Linked DNA regions of Homo sapiens: region 1 is linked to region 2. A link is a loop called in an ENCODE intact Hi-C map of the cell type or tissue named here. Cell type or tissue: PC-9. All regions are shown on one strand. Each heading gives the region's core, and the rest is flanking DNA. Links, peaks and the distances in the headings are about the cores only.

What was found. A loop is a pair of places that touch in the nucleus more often than their neighbours do. Peaks named below come from ENCODE experiments on the same cell type or tissue, not always from the same donor. Only the 100,000 strongest peaks of a DNase experiment are listed, where the experiment ranks them.
Region 1: it touches region 2 in a loop (6-fold over the local background); 1 of 110 quality-filtered maps calls a loop at or near these places.

What each region holds. Positions count from the first base shown.
Region 1 is chr11:59,771,500-59,782,280 of GRCh38, forward strand. STX3 (syntaxin 3) reads left to right here. Exons shown (of 11, transcript NM_004177.5): 2 at 1,712-1,795. It also overlaps the pseudogene FABP5P7. Among named protein-coding and RNA genes, the nearest start is that of STX3, 22 kb to the left of the region's middle. In PC-9, for the core only: no CTCF peak of the experiment used is centred there; DNase peaks (open chromatin) are centred at 5,162, 5,782 and 6,937; H3K27ac peaks cover 523 bases.
Region 2 is chr11:59,851,769-59,862,549 of GRCh38, forward strand. TCN1 (transcobalamin 1) reads right to left here. Exons shown (of 9, transcript NM_001062.4): 4 at 9,759-9,914; 5 at 7,309-7,499; 6 at 4,101-4,290; 7 at 2,884-3,067; 8 at 1,435-1,553; 9 at 1,040-1,268. The coding sequence ends at 1,207. Among named protein-coding and RNA genes, the nearest start is that of TCN1, 9.3 kb to the right of the region's middle. In PC-9, for the core only: no CTCF peak of the experiment used is centred there; DNase peaks (open chromatin) are centred at 5,793, 6,133 and 6,453; H3K27ac peaks cover 2,602 bases.

The DNA.
Region 1 (10,781 bases), core at 2,968-7,967, 81 kb before region 2:
TGCAAAGTGCAGTGGGAGCTTAGGGAGGTTTTAACTTTTGCATGCGGGAGCCATGCCCAGGTCAGGCATACAGAGGTTGTCCGAGCTGAGTTTTAAGGGCTAAGGAAATGTTTGTCAGTTGGACCAATGCCTTTCAGCAGAACTCCCTGTGTGATAGAGTGATCTAAAAGAATGGTGTGTCCAGGGAATGGTGTGTCCAACTGCTTGCTTGGTCTAGAGTGTGCATCATAGAAGGAGAAGTATGGGTGGAGCTGGATCTTAAAGGGCCCCACGTGCTCTGTTAGGCACTGGGCCTTTAAATTATAGGAGCTAAGCTATCATTGGATGATGTTACGTGGCAGAAGGACATGATCAGTTCTGAGTTTAGGGAAGTTGATCGGGGAGGTGGTAGCAGTGCCCTCAAATTCGACTCCCTTGAATGTGGCTATTAACCTGGGGATGCTGATTGTTGCAGACCAGCCAGAGAATGAGATGCTGGGGGAGCCAATCAAGAGACTGTCCACATGGCTGGAGAATCCCAAATAGCCATAGGATTTCCCAGTAACAACTTCTGCCGTGGATTCAGGGGGATGGTCGTGGGTGAAGGAAAGAGGCTTCTGGTGGCATTCATTGCCCATGGAATTCTAAGTGTTCGAGAGTGCTATATCTTGGACTTAGAGGGTCAGAGGCTGATGAAGCTTGTGAAGAAGCAGGTGTGGGGGGTTTATCCCCTGCCTCACCTCCACCTTTCACAACAGTCAGTTCTCTGTGCTTAGAAATCAGCAATGTGCTGTGCAGCAGCTGTCTGGGAAGAACATTGAACAGGAATGTAGAAACAGCTCAGGCCCTTATGCTGGGTGGGAATGGAATCACTTCCTTTAGATGGCCATTTTGTGAATTTTTACAGAGGAAGTTGAATGAGATTGAGAAAGCTTGGGTCCCCAGAGGTGGCTGGGGGCCGGGGGAGAGCTTCCTCTTTCTTATAAACAGGAGCTTCTGACAGGGAGTGACATAGCATTGTTTCCTTTGTGATAGGTGGTTTCTGAAAACAGGAAAATCTTTACTCCTAATGTGAAAATTGAAAGCTTGTCCTTTGTAGGAATTGTGTCTGGAACCTGTTTGAACAGCATGGAGAAGGGTTTAGCGACCCTGGGGTTCAGATCCAAAAGATAAGTTTGATTCTACCTGTTGCCATGTTTTAGCTGTGTGGTTTTTGCCAAGTTACCTAACCTCCCTAAGTTTTAGGTTCCTCAACTGTAGTGAGTTACAGTAACTACCACCACAACCAACAGCAACAAAACCTAGCATGTGTTGAACTTACAGTGTACCAGGCACCATACAAAAGCATCCTATATTCATTATCTCTTTTATACCTTACACAATCCTATGAAGCAGGTAGTGTTTTTATCAGCATTTAACAGATAAGGAAACCTAGGCACAGCAAGATAGGTAACTTGCCAGTTCCTCCCTTTCTCACCCCTCACCCCCTGAAAGAAACACACACACACACACACACACACACACACACACACACAACCCAGCAATTGGTAGAGCTAGGATTTAATTTCAGATGTTGAGACACCGGAATTTGATATATCAGAGAGCTGTTATGAGTTTTAAAGGAAATTATGTGTAAAATGCTGAATATAGTTCCTAGTACTTCGTGAGCATTCAATAATTTAGCCATTTATTGTGTTTTTAGCCTCACTCTGCTCTTTTTTGCCTTTTGCAGAAGCAGCTGACACAGGATGATGATACTGATGCGGTTGAGATTGCTATCGACAACACGGCTTTTATGGACGAGTTCTTTTCTGAGGTAGGCAACCTTCCTGTATTTTTTTCTAAATGTACATAAGGAAACACTATTTCCTTAGTAAGAATAAAAAACCTTAGATTTTTCAGGGTAGCAGAGGAAGGTCACAGTTTTTTGCTAGGGTGGGATGGCCAGACAAAGAAATTAAAATAACATTATTTTCAATATTTACTTGAATCTGGATTTTTAAAAATCTTAAGAAAGTCAGCAGAGGGTCAATTATATGTAATTGAAGAGATGCTTTTAAAATCTTACTCCGTATGACAACATTTTAATGATATCCTTTCTTGCTTAAAGTACATAACAAATACAGAATCAACCATAGGATCACAACCATGAGTATAAAACATTGCATCTTTAGGCTTGTGATTCAGATACATCAAATGTGTAGTTTTGAAAATTTTGGGGCCAGACATGGTGGCTCACACCTGTAAGCCCAGCACTTTGGGAGGCCAAGGCAGGTGGATCACTTGAGGTCAGGAGTTCAAGAACAACCTGGCCAACATGGCAAAACCCTGCCTCTACTAAAAATACAAAAATTAGCCAGGCACACCTGTAATCCCAGCTACTTGGGAGGCTGAGGCAAAGGAATCACTTGAATCCGGGAGGTGGAGGTTGCAGTGAGCCGAGATCGCACCACTGCACTCCAGCCTGGGTGACAGAGTGAGACTTTGTCTCACACACACAAAAAAAAAAAAAAAAAAAAAAATTATAGTCCCTCTGACTTAATTCTAGTGGTAACTGAGAAACCAAACTGCCAGTTTAGTTTTGTAAAAGTTCAACAGGGGCAAAAATGGGTTCATGTCTACAGATCCATGTACTCTGATCTTAAAGGTCCTCAATGGGATGGTACTATGATAGGTAGGTGGTGGAGGAAAGCTTGTAGAGGCAGTAGTATATCGTGGATGAAAACACTGGCTTTCGAGCTGGGTAAACTTGGGCCCAAATCTCAACCCTGCTTCTGAGAAGCTGTTGATTTCATGAACGTTCCTTAACAATCTGTGTCTGGGCTTCCTTACCTGTAAATTAGGATTGATAATGTAATTTCCCACAGGTGGGATCACCTGAGCCTAGGAGTTTGAGGCTGCAGTGAGCTATGATCATGCCACTGCATTCTAGCCTGGGCAACAGAGTGAGACCTTGTCCCCTAAAAAAAAAAAAAAAAAAAATTCACTGGTGATCCAGTGTTTAGGTAAGAAAAGAAAAAAACAATAAACAACAAAAATCCCCATTGAGTTGCATAAGGATTAAGAGGGACAGGCCAGGCGTGGTGGCTCACGCTTGTAATCCCAGCACTTTGGGGGGCCGAGGTGGGCGGATCACAAGGTCAAGAGTTTGAGACCAGCCTGGCCAACACAGTGAAACCCTGTCTGTACTAAACATACAAATATTAGCTGGGTGTGGTGGTGGGCACCTGTAATCCCAGCTACCCGAGAGGCTGAGGCAGGAGAATCGCTTGAACCCAGGAGGCGTAGGTTGCAGTGAGCCGAGATTGCGCCACTGCACTCCAGCCTGGGTGACAGCGGTAGACTCCGTCTCAAAAACAAACAACAACAACAAAAACCAAGAGGAATAATGTTTGTAACACAGCATAGCATCTGGCATATATGTGCTTAATGAATGATAATTCAAAAAACAAAAACAAAAAGCTCACTATTGTTGAAGTTTCTGCCACCATACTATGGTTTCTTAGGTTTTTAATTTCCCCTGGAAAGAAAACAAGAAGTATCGTGCTCTTTTTGCAGAGAGAATGTGATGCTTCCCATCCTCTAGACTGTGGATGTGGAAAAGTAACCCTCCAGTTTTTTTTCTGAAAGGAATGGAGTGGGGCATGACGGTTCGTGCCCATTTATCTGTTAGAGTAATAAACAGGAATTAAGAATAAACTTGAATGTGTGCTGGCCTGATTGGGAAGTTGGCTGTAAACTCTCCACAGATCCCCACCCTCCTCACAGGCGGGTCCATCAGAGTCATAGTGAGATCAAACAACACTTAGGCTTTGTGAGTCCAGTGTTACTCCAATTGTGGATCGTGGAAGGACAATATCCTTTCACTCCGTGATGGGGGTGGACTTAAGGAGATGTTTGAAGTCTTTCTAGCTCATCTCAGTCTGCCTTGGAGAACCAGATACATTAAAGAACTTCTTCCCTAAGATAAGGAATCTTTTCCAATAACTGTGTTCTCCTTTTTCTTCTGAGCCAGTCAGAGGGTCCCTGAGAGGACCCTCTTTGTTAGGTGTGAAGATGGTGGGCTTTGGCCTCTAAAACATGGTTTGAGTCCACTTTTCAAGCATTTCGTAGCAGTGTAACCTTGGTCAGGTTGCTTAACATCTCTTAGTTTTAATGTCCTGCTCTGGAAATTGGGAGTGTTAGTACTTACCTTTCAAGGATGCCATGAGGATCATATGAGATCACACATCTGGGAAGGATCGTCAGACATAAAAGCACTGGATGGGTGGTAGCTACTTCTGAAGAGGCTGTTGAAGATTTAACAAGACCTTCAGGGCTGCTGCATTGCTTATTTCTTTCTCTTTGTTATGTGTGTGTCTGTCATTTAGGGAAAAACCCCGTGAAACTTATATTTAGAGTGGAGAAGAGGGACAGCATGGGGAGGTGGAAAGAACATGATCTTTGAATTAAATTCCATATCTGCCACTAACTGTGTGATCTTGTTCACATTCCTTAACTGTTCCAAGTATCAGTGGGTTTATCTGTAAACTGGGGAGAAAAATATTCATGTCATAGATTTGGTAGAGATTAAAGGAGCTAATGCTCAGAAAGTACTTAGCATGGGGTTCAGCAGTGTTACTTTCCTCTTTTCTTGGATCTGATAGAGCACAGAGAGGATAAGGCCTTGGGGGAGTGGGGAGAAGTAAGAGGGAGTGGATCAAGTAGGCTCTGGCCCCACCTAACATGGTCTGAATCTCAGCTCTGCCCATTACCAGTGGTACAATTTTGGAAAAGTTAACTACTCTAAACCCCAGTTTTCTCTAAAAAGAGAATATTACCTGTTGGATTTTATGGATATAAAATGAGAAAGGGTATGGGTGCACCTATCACAGTGCCTGACATCTAGTACATATGTTCTTATCACCCTTCTGTCCCCCAGTGTACTTATGAATAAGTAGACCACAAAGTTTATTTTATAGAATGTGGTGTAGATATACTGTTGAAATTGGGATAAATTATGTTTCAGAGAATAGAGATTTGGGGAAATGAGAGATTGTCCCCCTCTATGTGACTGGTGATCATGCCCACTACACCCTGCAGGTTATATAACTAAGTCGCTTTCTTGGGAAAGCACTCTTGATAAAACTTACTGTTTGGACTGGTTCCAGGAGGTCATCCTTGGTTATTTGCTGAGAGCATGAATCACAGCTTAGTCATAGAGGTATTTGCAAGGTGCACATGAAGTCATAGGACCAGGGTGTTTTCAGAATGTGATTTGCACTGTCAGATTCCATTGTATCTTCTCTAGCTTCTTGATCGTTGGAAAAAAAGATTGGCCCTTGGGTTTTCAGGCCACTTTGGCTGATCAAGCCAGAGCCTGGTAAATGATAAACGCCACATTTTTGTCTAATTTGCAGTTGTCTATATTTTTCTTGGTTTGTTTGCTCAGTTGGCAGAAAGTAATGTTCAGATGAAACAGACCTGCCTTTGGAGGCAGAAACATTAGGGGTTTATTTTTCTGTATTCGTTTATCTATTCATCAAAGTATTTGAGCGCTTACTGTCTTCAAGATAGCATGTTAGGTGCTGGGGATCCAATGTTCTGTGACAGGATTCTCGCCCCCTGTTGTCTCCTTATCTGGTAAGGGTGATAGAAATTTTTAAAATGTTGTTATATGATAAGAAAAGTGTCAGTAAGGTACCATGGGAGCACAGAAGAGGAAGCGTTAAATTCTGCCTGCAGAGAGGAAGGTGAGGGAAGATTTCCCTGGTTCTTAACTAGACTTGTCATCAGAATCACCTGGGGAGTTTTTTGCACATACACATACCTGATTCTTAGGGACTGGAATGGCTCAGACTTTTGGATTTTTAGGAATGTCTTCCGGATAATTCTGTTGCCTACTGCAGCTATGCACCACTGCAAAGTGATGGGGAACCTTCGAGGATTTAAACAAGGAAGTGATGGGCTCAGAGTGTGTTTTAGAAAATTCACTCCGATGGCAGTTTGTGGAGGGTGCGAAAGACCTGAAATGGAAAGACCAGCAAGCCAGCGATGGAGCCTTGACCTGAATCTGTGATCCTGAGCAGCAGTGTAGCCTATCATTTAGGGATGCTTTTGACTAACTGTGGCTTAAGCAACAAAGATATGTAATTATTTTGCATATGAAGTAGTTTGGGGTTAGGGATGGTGCCGTTTAAAGGTCAGCTTGGGGTTCTAGGTCAGCATCACTGTGATCCTCTTGGCTTTTCTCTTAGGATTGTGAGAGAGAGAGTCTGTTCTGTGATTATCTATTGTTATATCACAGCATAGCCCCAATATTTAGTGGTATAAAACAACTGTTTGTTTTGCTGACAGATTCTGTGGAGTAGGAATTCAAACAGGGCAAAGTGGGTCCGGATTACTTCTGCTCTACAATTTCTGGGGCTTTTATTGGGAAGACTTGAACAACTGCAGGCTAGAATCTTGTAGAGGCTTTTAAAATTTTACTGTCTGGTGCCTTTACTGGGGTGGCTCAAGGGAAAAGCTCAGCAGAGACTGTCAGTCAGAGCACCTACACTTGGCTTCTTTCTGTGGCTTGGGCTTCTCGTAGCTGGCCCACTTAGGGCTATTGAACTTGTTACATAGAAGCTCAGGGATGCAAGGCAAGTGTTCCAGCTACAGAAGTTACATAGCACATCACTTCTGCTTGGCTCTGTTACTGAAGCAGTCACAAGCCTGCCAGATTAAAAGAGCGGTACATAGGTCCCACCTGCCTGTGTTTTGAAACCACCAGAGTCAGAGCTCTATTTGGCATCACCCTGTGACAGCGTTGCAAGCATTAAGAAAGGGTGCAGCTAGAAAAGTCCAAAGGTCCTTTCATCAGAGAGGAAAACTGCCCAGATCCTCCAATCTGACTTCCCTTGTGGCCTCCTGGATAGCACTGGGTCACATGGTGTGGGCCTCCTTAGCTGGAAGGGACACCAGGAAAGTGAGTACTCAGCAAAGGGACAGGATTGCCAGGATTGCCATCAAACACATCATGATTCATCCTCTGGGGCTGGCAATGCCACTACCCAAACAAAGTCAGATTTCTGTTAAAAAGAAAGAGAGGGAAGGGGCCAGGGAATGGCTGTTTGTTGGGTCAGTGAAAATGCGTTGTCACAGATGGCAGTGTGAGGTGCAAAAAGCCTTCTGTGATCAAATATGTTTGAGAAATGCTTCCTGCTTCTTTCTTCTCTTGGAAACTTAAAATGCACGTTAACTTATTGAAAGCTCTAAGAAGTCCTGTAATAAATCAGCTTAACTTGGCTATCCTAGCATTTAATTTTTCAGAGCAACACTTTCTAACATGGAACTTCTATTAATAAGGATGAAAGTTTTCTTTTCTTTTCCTTTTTTTTTTTTTTTTTTTGGGGATGAAGTTTCGCTCTTGTCGCCCAGGCTGGAATGCAACAGTGTGATCTCGGCTCACTGCAGCCTCCGCCTCCTCCTGGGTTCAAGCGATTTTCCTGCCTCAGCCTCCCAAGTAGCTGGGATTACAGGCATCCACAACAATGCCCAGCTAATTTTTGTATTTTTAGTAGAGACGGGGTTTCACCATGTTGGTCAGGCTGGTCTGGAACTCCTGATCTCAGGTGATCTGCCCGCCTTGGCCTCCCAAAGTGTTGGGATTATAGGTGTGAGGCACCACGCTGGCCAAAAATTTACTTTTTTGAATGCTGTCTTAGTTTGGGCTGCTATGAGAAAGTACCGTAGACTGAATGGCTTATAAACAATAAGAATGTGTTTCCTACAGTTCTGGAGGCTGAAAGTCCGAGACCAGGATTCCAGCATGATCGGGTTCTGGTGAGGACCCTCTTCTGGGTTGTGGACTGCCACCTTGCTGTATCTGTATCCTTACAGGGTGGAAAGAGCAAGCTAGCTCTTTGGCCTCTGCTTATAAGTGCACAAAACACAGTCATGAGGGCTCCACCCTTACAACCTAAATGCCTTCCAAAGGTCCCATCTCCCTCTAAGTACCATCCCATTGGGGATTAGGCATCAACATATTAATTTTGGGAGAGCACATTCAGTCCATAAGAAGTATGCATTTGTAGTGGTATAACAGACCATTTGTAGTGATATAAGAAGCATACTTGTCTCCTGCAGTTACTTATATTCATTTATTTATTCAGCAAATGTCTACTGAGTAACCCACATGCTTGACAGTGATGAATATCAAGTAGTCTAAGTTGAGCAACACGTGGTCCTAGTGCTTGAGGGGATCTGAATCAGTTCTGGGAGAAGTTAGGGTGGATAAATTGTGGGCATAGTGCAGCAGAGCCTGGCTGGGGTGAGGGGTGGGTGGAGCAATACCTGGCTGGAGGAGCTGTGAGGTGACCAGTCTTGAAGCATATGGATTTGCTAGGTATGCTTGATTTTTGTTAGAACTAAGAACCTCAAAGTGAATCCAACTTGGAAATCCACACATTAAATCTAGCAGGTTAAATACTTTTTAATTCTTTAAGTAGAATATTGGATGACAATGACCTACCAGGCAAACTGGTAGATTCTGCATTTCTGGGCTCTTCCAATGGGGCAGGCAGGAAGCCTTGCCAGTCATTTGCCTATTTGCATTCAGGACCATTCCCTACTGTCCTTCCTCTGCTCTTCTCTGTATCACAGGGAACTACATTTCCCAGCTTCCCCTGCCAATTGCTTTTGGTATATTTGACTAAGGAGAGTGTTATGGACTGAATGTTTGTGTCCCCTCAAAATTCATATGCTGGAGTCTAATCGCCAATGTGATGGTATTTGGAGGTAGGGCTTTTGGGAGGTAATTAGGTCATGAGGGCGAATTAGTACCCTTATAAAAAGAGACGTGAGAAAGATGATCTCTCTCTCAGCCATGTGAAGATACTGGAAGAAGGCAGCTGTCTACAAGCCAGGAAGAGGGTCCTCCTCAGACATCAGATTTGCCAGTGGACTTCCTAGCCTCCAGTACTGTGAGAAATATATCCTGTGTTTAAGCCACCTAGGCTATGGTATTTTTCTTACAGGAACCTGAACAGATTAAGACAGTGAGGTACTAGCAGAAGACTCAAGGAGGAGGGAAGAGACCATAGTTTTCCTCCTTTCTCTCTCTACCTCAGACATGCCTTCTTCATGGCCTCAGCTCTTTCTCAATAGACCCCGCCTCCATGGTCCCAGTTCTGCTGGTCAACTCCACCATGGTCTGGTCCCCATCAGACAGCTCTGGCTTTAGGCTCTGGTGACCCTGCCTTCCTTCTCTTTCGCTCTGACCTGCTGTTGCTAATTTTCAGAGTGCCCCAGCAAACTTCTGTTTGGCTTCTTGACGCTTCCATCCCTGCATAAACAATCCCTTTATTATATTACTTTGATTAAAATAACTAGATAGGTTTTCACTTTCCTGACTAAGTTTTGAGTGATGCAAAGCCCCAACACACTTAATTTACTTGAGATTATTGTCTCAGAATACTTGTTTTCATTGGTCAGTATAATTCTGAGATCATTCTTTTCTTTTCATTCATAAAAGGAGAATTGAAACATTAGTCCTGGTCTTGATAAAATGCTTTTGGGACTTGACTTCCATTGCTTGGTTGACTGAGGTGGCCTTTTCCCTCCCTTTTCATCAACATTTGTTTTCTTTTTTTTTTTTTTTTATATTAGCACAAACACATTTATTTATTAACCAAAGGGATGATCCTAATTAATCCAACACACTTTGAAATAGCTGCATGTAAAATGTTTATGATAAAGATAATTGAACACAGTAATGAAAAAAAAAAGAAAGAAACAGTATGGAGATTTGCTCATTGAACTGAGCTTGGTCATTCTCTTAATTAACTCCTGTCCAAAGTGATGATGGAATTTTTATTCTACTTTTTCATAGATCCGAGTACAGGTGACATTGTTCATGACACACTCCACCACTAATTTCCCATCTTTCAATTTTCTTGTTATTGTGCTTTCCTTCCCATCCCACTCCTGATGCTGAACCAATGCACCATCTGTAAAGTTGCAGACAGTCTGAGTTTTTCTGCCATCAGCTGTGGTTTCTTCAAACTTCTCTCCCAGGGTACAAGAAAACTGTGTTGTTTTCAAAGTGCTCTCAGTTTTTATGGTGAGGTTTTTACCATCACAAGTGATGATACAATCTGGCTTGGCCATTGCGCCCATTTTTCGCAAAGCTATTCCCACTCCTAGCTCCTTCATGTATTCATCAAAGCCTTTGCTGTCCACCAGGCGCCATCTTCCTTCCAGCTGCTGAACTGTGGCCATGGTGGGTGCGGGCGGGCTGGCGTGCAGAGAGCAACATTTGTTTTCTAAAGCAAAGAAGCAAACAAATTAAAGAGGACTTGACTGAGCAGCTCTAATATGAAGACTGCTTGGGATTCTGTCATTTTTTGGGGAAAGTGAAGGTGTATAAATTGTGAAAAGGAGGGATCATTTGACAGTTAAAATCACATTGCTCTTGTCACCTCGCAATAAGTTTTCAATACGTAAATATGCAGCAATTAATGCTCAACTAGAGGTACAAGGTACCTGGGAGTTTAGGAGAGGCCGAGACTAATTCTTAGGGAGAATAAACAGAGCTTTTTTGCTTAGCCTTCCATCTTACCCCATGCAACCTGCCAGTTCCACAAACTAGTACTTTCTCTGCTTTTCCTTGTTTAATTAGATTCCACTGGCTAATTAGGTCCAGAAGGAAGAGGCCATCCAGATCTCGAAAATAACTCCTTCCTTTTAGTTATAGTTATTAGTATAATATAGTAATTATATTTGGCCACGCCCAACATGTAGAGTGATTGACTTGGGTGTTGACCTTAGATTTCCTTGGG
Region 2 (10,781 bases), core at 3,756-8,755:
GTTTATATTAGATTTAGATGTAGAATGATTTATAGTCCTTTGGGTATATACCCAGTAATGAGATTGCTGGGTTGAATGGTAGTTCTGTTTTTAGCTCTTTGAGCAATCTCCACACTGCTTTCCCCAGTGGTTGAACTAATTTACACTCCTACCAACAGTGTATGTGTTTCTTTTTCTCCATAACCTCACTAGCATCTGTTATTTTCTGACTTTTTAATAGTAGCCATTGTGACTGGTGTGGCATGGTGTCTCATTGTGGTTTTTATTTGCAGGAAATTACTTTAAATGGGTTACTTTACACTTTACATAAAGTACCTTTTGTCCTTTGGTATCTTAAGTGTCCTTCTAGTTTCTGACTGTACTGCATGTAGCCCAGGTACTCAGTATAAGTACAAGCTCATGCTGCCTTGATGTGATTCAACTTTTTTCCTTTAAGACGTGACTTCTTAGCATGACAAAAATTGATTAGAAAAATAAAAAAGGAAAAAAGTGAATTCTGTGGAAATGAACATGATAAGTGACTTTTTTGCATATGTATTTTGATGACATGAATATTGGGGTGATTTTATGGGGAAATAAAGGGAAAATAAATGTAAGAGAAGAATAAGTGGGACCCAAGGGAGACATCTGGAGGCAGGGGATGAGATTGTTTCTCAAACTACGGGCAGACCTTTTATGTATATGCCTCACGTTTCCCCCTTTCTTCTGAGCAACATGTTTTTTTTACCCACTACCTGTATGAAATCAGTGTGACCAATGGGCTCCTCTCTTGCATCTGGGCCTCAGAGAGCTCAGTCTTTCACAGACTTTCTGCTTGATCTCATTGGTTGTTGCTGCAACATTAGACCTAGAACCTTATCCCCATTTTACCCAGTTGCCCAATGCCACTGAGATAGTTAGTAGGAGAACCTTGAGTAGAACCCCGCTTATTAGACATGTGGTCTCATTTCTTTTCACTTCAGTTTTTCCTTAGGTGGACTTTCCTCTAATACATTTTAAAATCCTTTCAGAATGAACTAATTAGAACATGCTCTTTTTGTATAGTTGTTAATCTTTCAACAACTTTTATTGAACATGTAGAGAGAGAAGGGGAGGTTATTAACTCTCCTGCTCGTACTGGGATAAATGAAGAAGAAGGCATAAGGACAATAAACATGGAACTCCACTGCAAATGGATTTTATGCAGCTGAGGAAAGTTTGGGCTTATTAGTATTTGCTCCAGCGAACCTCCAAGTTTTCTCCATTGCGGACAACGTAACTACCAGCTCCTGAAAAGGAAGAAGAAAGAGAACTGGGTCAAATGATTTGGCCACTAAATCACCAAATAATGGATGTCATCTCTACTAACCCCTTGGCCCAATCCCCACAGAGGCTCACACCCCTCTCCATTTGGGCATTTTTAGCATGGGTCTTTTTGGCATGTCTCTCCCTTACCTTGGCTCAGTGGTTCGCCTCCACTCAGAAGTTCCCAGTAGGTTCTGTCATTATTGTTGGCACATAGGCCCTGAATACAGGTGATATAGGGCCCCCATGAGCGCTCCTCCATTGTGAAACTGTGGGTGACAGCAAGTAGGTTACTGGAACTTAGAATTGTCAAAGGAAACCAACAATAGGCATTTCTCAAACTTTAATGTACCTGAGAATCACTTGATGACATTATAAAAATGCAGATTTCCTGGCCCTATCCATAGATATTTTTATTTTTAGATATGAGCTGGGGATCAGGAATCTGCATGCTTTATAAACACTCCAGCTGATTCTAATGCAGGCACTCCACACTCCATGCTAAATTAGAGAAATGATGCTCATGGTTTCTGCTCTCCCCACCTGCCATGGTAGATAGGTTTCAGATAACAGCTTCAACCTTCCACCCCAAGATAGTAACTGCTAAAGATACTGATTCAGTAGAAGAACATATGATCCTCATGTGCTAGAGACACCATAAGTTACTGAGTTTTCCCTTAGAAAAGAGGAACAGGAAAGGATAATTTGATATTTCATATTGTGTTTATTAAAAAGTGACAGGTCAGTATCTGTTTTATATTCCGTAGTCATTTTTCTACCTCCCTTAAAGCCCTTGAGGGTAGCCTTTATAATGTATATTATATTATTATTCTGATTTTCTTTATAGCATCCTACACTGTGTTGTTAGATATGATAAATAACTGTCAACTAGAGTTAAGGAGCCAAATAAGTCATACTTTTCAGAGGCAAAGCCATTATTTTAATTTTAATACTTGACCTCCTTGACCAGTTACTTTAGTTTGGGGATCTATGAGTTTTCTGAAAGCGAGGGCAGGGAGAAGCTTCAGGGTATCTGTGAAACCCTCAGTTGAAATGCTAAATTTGGCAGTGGCTCATGCCTGTAATCCCAGCACTTTGGGAGGCTGAGGTGGGCAGATCTCTTGAGCCCAGGAATTCAAGACCAGCCTGTGCAACATAGTAAGATGCTGTCTGTAAAATAAATAAATAAACAAATGCCAATTTTTGTGTGTATGTTCATTTTTTTCCTGGATGAACATTCATTACATTCACTTGATTTTCAAAGGGGTCCGTGATTCAAAAAGAGTTAAGAACCACTGTTCTAGATCTCAAATGTTTGACTTTAGAAGTTACATTTATTGCAAGAATTTTACTGAAATAAGAGAGAGCCCTGAGATTCATTAATTTATTTAGCGAACATTAATTTACTACCTATTATGTGCAAGAAGATGAAATACCTCACCTCCTATTTTAAACTCCTGCTGTGAGATGTAGATGGACAGCAAAGCTACTGACCCAGAAGCATTTTAAATATACTTTGTATTTAGGTGCAAATGCATTCTTACTGCATCTTTAGAAATGACAGCAAACATCTTAACCTTAGGTTAGGTACAGACCTACCCAAATATAGTATCATTCATTTTCTGGGCTTTCTCCATCACACTGAGGAAGACAGAACCATTTAGCACAGTGACATTGGTGAAATATGTTTCATTGATTCTCACAGAGTAATTGACGGAGATATATGATTGTGAGTCAGGAGGTGTCACAGTTATAGGCTCATCAGCGGAGATGTTGAAGTTACCTGGCAGAGACAGAAAAGCCCAGAGCAATATTCAGAAAAATAAAAATGATATTAGAGTTTGCAGACCTACTCAACCCCTATCCAAGGACTCCTTGCCTTTATGCAGACACGGATTTACTATAAGGAGCAATTATCATCACTCAAGGGGCAAATTTCTCATATAACTAAAGCAGAAACTAAGACCCAAACTCACCAGCTTGTGAATGTTGGCACTTGGCTCAACTCCCAGCTGTTTAAGCAATTCAGTTGCTCTAACTTCTGTTTCTCACAGAGGATCCTGATTTTTTTTTTCTTTTTTTGCCTTGGTACAGCATACAATAATGCTTGTCTTTTCTCCTTTTTATTGCTTAACGTTTATTGAAAACATATGAATTGCCAGGCACTATACTAATCATTTTACATGGATTGTCTCATTCAATCTTTACAAAAACCTATGTTAGGTACTGTCCTTGTTCCCAACTTTTACATTAGAAAACTGAAGCTTAGAGGTTAAACATTTTGTCCAAGTTTCCTAAACCTGTGAGTGGCTGAACCAGGAATGGACAGAGATATAAGACAATGTCTCCTTTCCTTCTACCTGGTTGCAAGGTCATTTTTTGAATAAGTAATGCATGCTACAATTTTTGAATACTGGCATATCACTTCCACACAGATGTCTCATTTCCCTAAGGGATCACTCACTGTGCAAAGTCAGAGTCACGGTACCAATACTCCATACTTTATTTAGGATGAGAATGATGCTCAGATCCTTCTATATCCAACAGTCAGAAAATACACCTTTGGAGATAGACATTATTTAATCAGGTCTGCCTTGTTAATGTTTGAACTAAGAGGGACATCTAGCACTCAGTTAAGAACAAATCCTCAGGTGACTGTAAACCCTGGTAACATGAGGAAAACTGAATTCTCTCTGGCAACTGTTATGTTTTGGAGGTTTATCTGGTCACTTTTGGTTTCAAAGGACACCTGAATCTCACATGCTTTGGGTGCTATGGTGAAAAGCGAAACAGTGTGCTCTCTTTAATGCTTATACCTGAAGCAGAGACGCAAGAAGAGTCTTTGTTAATATCCAAGAAGGTCTTTCCCATCAGGGCAGGTAAGACCTGGGCTGCAGCGTTTGGATTGCTGAATGCTCCTTGAGAAATTTCCGTGAGCACTGTATTCAGAGTTTGTTGGCAATTCCAGTCATTTTCATTATAATAGTCTGATGATACAAAGAGGGCCTAATGAGGCAGGGTGGGGTGGGGGGGTGATGAGAGATAAAGAGAGACAGAGAGAGAATATGAGACACTTCAAATAAGGGGGAAGCCTTATCTATAACTATATATGTAACTAATTCAGTATTAATTGAACATTGACTACCTAGGAAGCACCTCAGATAACTCAGTTATCTTTCTTGTTATCCAGAAGCTTATAAACTAGTTTGGGCAGGGAGGTTGGAACTGCTTAATAACACAAGCTATAATAGTTCCAATGAAGGCAGACTTTGCCACATTCATTTCTGTATCCCAGTGCTGGGAAATACCTGTCATATAGGAGACACTCAATAAATATTAACAAACTACTGTAAAAGGAGTTGCCAGAGGAATGCCCTAAGGGATGCATCTAGTGGGATGCCTCTTTCAAAAGAGGAGAGGAGCTCACAAACATTTAATGAAGCTAAAAAAAAAAAAGCTTCCTGGAGAAGGTGGTATTTGAGTTAGGCCTTGGAGAGTAGGATAGAGCACTCAAGAGGAACAACATGAACAAAGGTGTTAGGTAGGAATGGCCAGGACATGACCTGGCAATGATGACAGTATCTGCATTTTAGCAAAGTTCCTCAGGGGATTCCTCCTGGTTTAGGAGAACTGATGTATGGGGAACATTGGAGGCAACTGTGGAAAAACAGGCTGGAGAAGGAAGTTGGGCTAGACTAGTAGATGCTTGAATTTTATGATGAGATGTCTGACCTCATTTGATTGACAACGATGAGGAGGTGTCTGACATTATTTGATTGACAATGGGGAGTCTAATTGTTCATTAAACAGAAACTCTCCTGGCAGCAGAATGTAAGCTTGATTGAAGGGGCAGAATTGTGAGGTAGTAAAAGTTAGGAGGGCATTGGGGTAAGCAAGACAGGAACTAAGGTGGGTCGGACTTGAACATGCTGCTCTGTAGTTTCCCAGGGATGGACAGTTCCTGTTTTCATCTTTTCTTGGAGGTTCTTAAGCTAACCAAGTTGTCCACAAGCATTTGTGGGATATTAAGAAAAAAGAAAAACTGGTCATAGTACATTTCCTCTTAAGACACGTCAATAAATGTTATTCACATACATAACAATAAATTAAATGTTATTAATATTTAAAAATACCCAACAATGTGTTGTAGGCAATTAGCTCTTGATCCTACTGTGAATTTGTATCACCTGTAGGGCTTTTAAACCAGAGCAAGGCCCAGGCTCCACCTCTAAATTTCTGTACTACCTGGCTGGTGTGGGCCTGGGTATTAGTGTTTTCTAAGAGCTCCTTCAGGTGATTCAAATATGCAATGAAAATGGGAAAGCAGTTTATATTCAGTTCAAACTTAGTAAGGCAATCAACAACATAAATAGTAACAACAACAATACAGATAACCTTATGACTGGACCCGTGCTTACACCTCCAGCCTCCTGTTATGTTTCCCAAGGACTCTGTGCTGGTCATGCCGAACACCTTGACCTTAAAATGCCTAACATTCTTTTGTGCTTTTGGGTCTTTGTCCTCACTGTCGTCTCTCCCTTGAAAGTCCTCTAGCCCTGAGTCAGCCTGGAAAATATCTATTCATACTGATGATGCAGTAAAGTTTTTTTTTTTTCTGTAAACCTTCCTTGATCGCTTCTTATATCATCCCCTTAGAGTTTGTAAATCAATGGCTGAATGAATGCAGGAATAAAGTCTCAGACCTCAAAGAGCATATGCACGACAGTGTAGGTGCTGAGTGTGAGTTTTGAGAACAACAGCCCAGGTCCCATCCCAATCTACACCACTTTCTGGTTTTGTGAGATTAGTTAGATTACTGACACAGTTACTGTGACTCATGCTCCTAGTTTAGGAAATGGAGGTGATGGGGTAGTTTGCTCTTATCAGCGGGGGATACATTCCAAGACCTACAGTGGATGCCTGAAACCATGGATAGTACTGAGCCTTAAATATACTATGTTTTTTCCCTATACATCCACTCCTATAATAAAGTTCAGTTTATAAATTAGGCACAGTAGGAGATTAACAACAGCAATAATCAAATAGAACAATTATAATAATATATTACAGCACCATTGCTCTTGTGCTTTGGGGCCATTATTAAGTAAATACGGGTTACTTGAACACATGCACTTCAATGTTGGGACAGTTGATCTGATAACCGGCTACTAAGTGATTAACAAGCATAGACAAAGGGATGAGTCACTTCCTGGGTGGAACAGAGCGGGAAGGTGCAAGATTTTATCACACTACTCAGAATTATGCACAATTTAAAACTTATGCGTTATTTCTGAAATTTTCCATTTAATATTTTCAAGCCTCAGTTGACCTTGGGTGACTGAAACTGTGGAAAGTGAAATTGTGGATAATGGGGGGACTACTGTGTGTGTGAAAGTGTAAACTACGTGTGATAGAACAAGAAAGCAGATTGTAGTAGACTCTAGAGTTTCTTAGAGAAATTGTAGTTAGGAAAAGCTTCCTAGAAGCATTGGCTATGGGGAAGTAAAGCTGAAGATGAGAAGAGTACATGTCAGGGAGGGGAAGGGAATCGTATGAGCAAAATCAAAGTTAGTATAGGAACCGCAGAATGTATAATAAGGTCTTAGGAGGCCAATAAGAAAGGAAAAAGATACTGGCTGGGCGCAGTGGCCCACACCTGTAATCCCAGCACTTTGGGAGGCCAAGGTGAGTGGATCACCTGAGGTCAGGAGTTCGAGACCGGCCTGGCCAACATGGTGAAACTCTGTCTCTACTAAAAATAGAAAAAATTAGCCGGGCGTGGTGGTGGATGCCTGTAATCCCAGCTACTCAGGAGGCTGAGGCAGGTGTAATCCCAGCTACTCAGGAGGCTGAGGCAGGAGAATCGCTTGAACTCGGGAGGCGGAGGTCGCAGTGAGCTGAGCTCGCACCATTGCAACTCCAGCCTGGGCAACAAGAGCGAAGCTCCATCTTAAAAAAAAAAAAATACTGCTTTCTTCCAGAGAAGACTCCCTTCTCTGCCTCCTGTTTCACCCTCTGACTTACCTGCATGGCTTCTCCTGTGCTAAATGTGTTTCCAATGAGACCATTTTCTTTTTTCTCAGACAGAATCTTTTCTACCAGTGACTTTGTATAAATACTGATGTTCTTTAAACTGCCTTCATCTGCTTTGATCTGCCCATTTATTAGACTCTTCTTCACACAGGTCAGAGCCAGGACAGCCATTGCACCAGTATCTGTCAGGAAACAAAACATTGTTGATAGGCGACCAACCACCTCAGTTTGTCCTGGGCCGAGAGGTTTCCTGGGATGTGAGACTTTCAGTGCTAAAAGAAAAACAGATCTAGAAAAACTGGGATGGTTGGTCATGCTAATTGGTGAAGAAAGATTTCAAGATACAGCAATCATCTCTCCAGCACTAACCACTCAAATATTTAAAGATTTCTTCCCAATGTTCAGTTGCCATGTACTCCATAGTTCATACCTCATACTGTAGTGCGATGGGTCTCCCACTTAAGGTTACTTAAGGGAGATGCACCTCACTAGTGGCCACCATGGCCAGTTTATTTTTCCCAGTGATAATGTACTCTGGCCACCTTTAGCTCATATACTAGCATTGTATATTTTGGTACTTATGACACTGTGTCCTGTGTTGTTCAGCTATTTCTGCTATAGTTCATCTTGACTTAAAGCCAAGCTCCTGGAGGTTTAGAGAGTGGTGTCTTGTATGTGTGTGTATGTGTGTCTGCAATCATATGTAAAGAAGTACTTAACATAGGGTCAATGCTCAGCTGAACATATTTAAAAAGAAAATTCAAGATGCATGCTGAAAGAGAAAAAGGGAAGTGCCCTGCAAAGATATGTCTGCTGCCTGAACTGTCTGAAGCCCAGGCCATGGAGCCCAGCTGAGGAACAGGTGTCTTTGAGAATCCAAACATCCTGGAAAGCATCTAAGAACTTGCCAAGGAAAAGAGACCCATCACACACACATAGCAGGTAAAAAGCCAGGAAATTAGCTTAAAAGCAGTTTAGGGTGGGATGTAGCACGAATCTCTAAAGCTCTCTTGCTGCTGTCTGGAGTGTTTTTTGTTTGTTTGTTTTTTGTTTTTTGGTTTTTTTTGAGACGGAGTCTCGCTCTTGCTGCCCAGGCTGGAGTGCTGTGGTCCGATCTCCCTGCGAACTCTGCCTCCTGGGTTCTAGTGATTCTCCTGCCTCAGCCTCCTGAGTAGCTGGGATTACAGGAGTGAGCCACCACGCCCAGCTAATTTTGTATTTTTAGTAGAGACGGGGTTTCACCATGTTGGCGAGGCTGGTCTTGAACTCCCGACCTCAGGTGATCCACCCGCCTCGGCCTCCCAAAGTGCTGGGATAACAGGTGTGAGCCACTGCACCCTGCCTTTTTTTTTTTTTAAATACAATTCTGGGTTTCTTTTTTTACACATATTTTGGTCATAAAACACCTATGGATTTGTAGGTGCATACACATGGACAGTATTTCACTTTTACATCTTGGTTGCTCTCATCTTTTCCATCTTTCTCTAATCTTTTAGCCATGTTGGCTGAGGGATTGAGAAAACCTAAGAGGCTGAATCAAATAAACTGTCTTTGTAAGGCTCTCAAGGGTTTCATTAGACTGATTAGAAAATAGTACTTTACAGAGTTGTTGCCCAGTAAACCTCTTTACAAAAGAGGATGAGGCAAGAGACTGGAAGAAGGAAAGATAAGGACACGTTTTCTGGCTTGATACTTGGTGTCTCCTGTGTTCTTTAGCATGGGACCTTTCCTCTCTCATGGGAAAAGAAGTCTGAGAAATCTCACATTCTCCTTACTATCCAGAAATACTACATGGTGATTTGCTTTGAACTTCAATTTGAACTTTGAATTTGGAGAAAGATGAACTTGTATATCTGGATCCATAGAGGCTAAGCACCTATACTAACTGTCTAAAGACTTCTTTATGGATATTAAGGCTGACACAGTGGGAAATTTCTGGTTCATTTCCCAAGGTGAATATACAATCTATTGATTAAAATATTGGACTTTGTCACTGGAGAGGTGGTATTGTTCAAGACTCTCGAGGTATCCAAATTGTCCCAATAAACTAGAGAAAGAGACAGTGTTAAGATAAACGAATTCCATTGCATTTCCCTTTTCTAAAACTTACCCTTTCTAAAATATTTCATGTGGATATTCTCATGCCTTATCCTCATCTTACAAATGGAAAAATTAAGATCAAGAGTTAACATTCATTGTTTATATAACCCAAAGAAGAGCTGGAGCAGAAACCGGGTATTTCTACTATACCACACATCTAGAAAGAAGCTTAAATGCCATCCATCATCCATTCTTCTCAAAAAGAAAATTCCCTTTTGAGGGGACTAGAGCAAAGAGGGTAGAAAATAAAATCCAGGTACTTACTGGTAGAAAAACTCAAAGAGCAAGACCTACTGGTGACCATGTCCTCTGTACCAAGGGAATTGGGCTTAGTAACTCACCTACTGAGAACTGGCTACCAAAATAATAGTTTTTATTTTCAGGAGTGAAGTGGTTGACAACTTCGGCGGTTGAGTAGTTCCCATTGAACAGACACAAGGCCAAAACGTCCAGGCTGAGCTGGTAGTAGTTAGTCAGGGGAGTGCCATTGTGTGCTTCTAGAAAAGAGAAGAAATACCTCCCTTAATCATGGAAGTGGTAATGGCGTATGCATTTTCCATCTATTCCTACTTACTCTATTTTAATTTCTTTACATTTAAGGAAAGGTGGCTAATAGAAGGGGGAGGTCACCCATAGAATCAGAAAACCTGAGAAATGTGAGGGCTTTTAAGGGCCACTAAATTCCGCTCAATTTCTTTCATTTTATAACTGAGGGGACACAGTCTTAAAGAGATTAAGATGCTATCTAGATATTCAGATGGTTACAGAGTTAGGGCCAGAATACAGGTTTTCAACCTCCAAGCCTCTTGCGTTTTCAATAGTAAGGTGTTGAAACTGTAAGTAGAAACCTAGGTTAGAGGCCATCTCAAAGGAAAATGGACTTACTGAAAAATAGAATAAATATTGGGTGGGAACTGAAATAAAAACAGTGCACCTCACTAGTGGCCACCATGGCCGGTTGATTTTTCCCAGTGATAATGTACTCTGGCCACCTTTAGCTCATATACTAGCATTGTATATTTTGGTACTTATGACACTGTATCCTGTATTGTTCAGCTATTTCTGGTGTAATTCATCATTTGACTTAAAGCCAAGCTCCTGGACGATTAGAGAATGGTGACTTGTGTGTGTGCATGTGTGTGTGTGTGTGTATGTGTGTGTGTGTTTCTGCCATCATATGTAAAGTAGTACTTGACATAGGGTCAATGCTCAGCTGAACATATTTAAAAAGAAAATTCAAGATGCATACTGAAAGAGAAAAAGGGAAGTGCCCTCAAAGACATAGTGAGATGAACGGGATGAAGAGAAGGAAAGAGTGGAGGGAAACTTCATATAGTTTTGAATCAGTGGAGGAGAAGACAAGG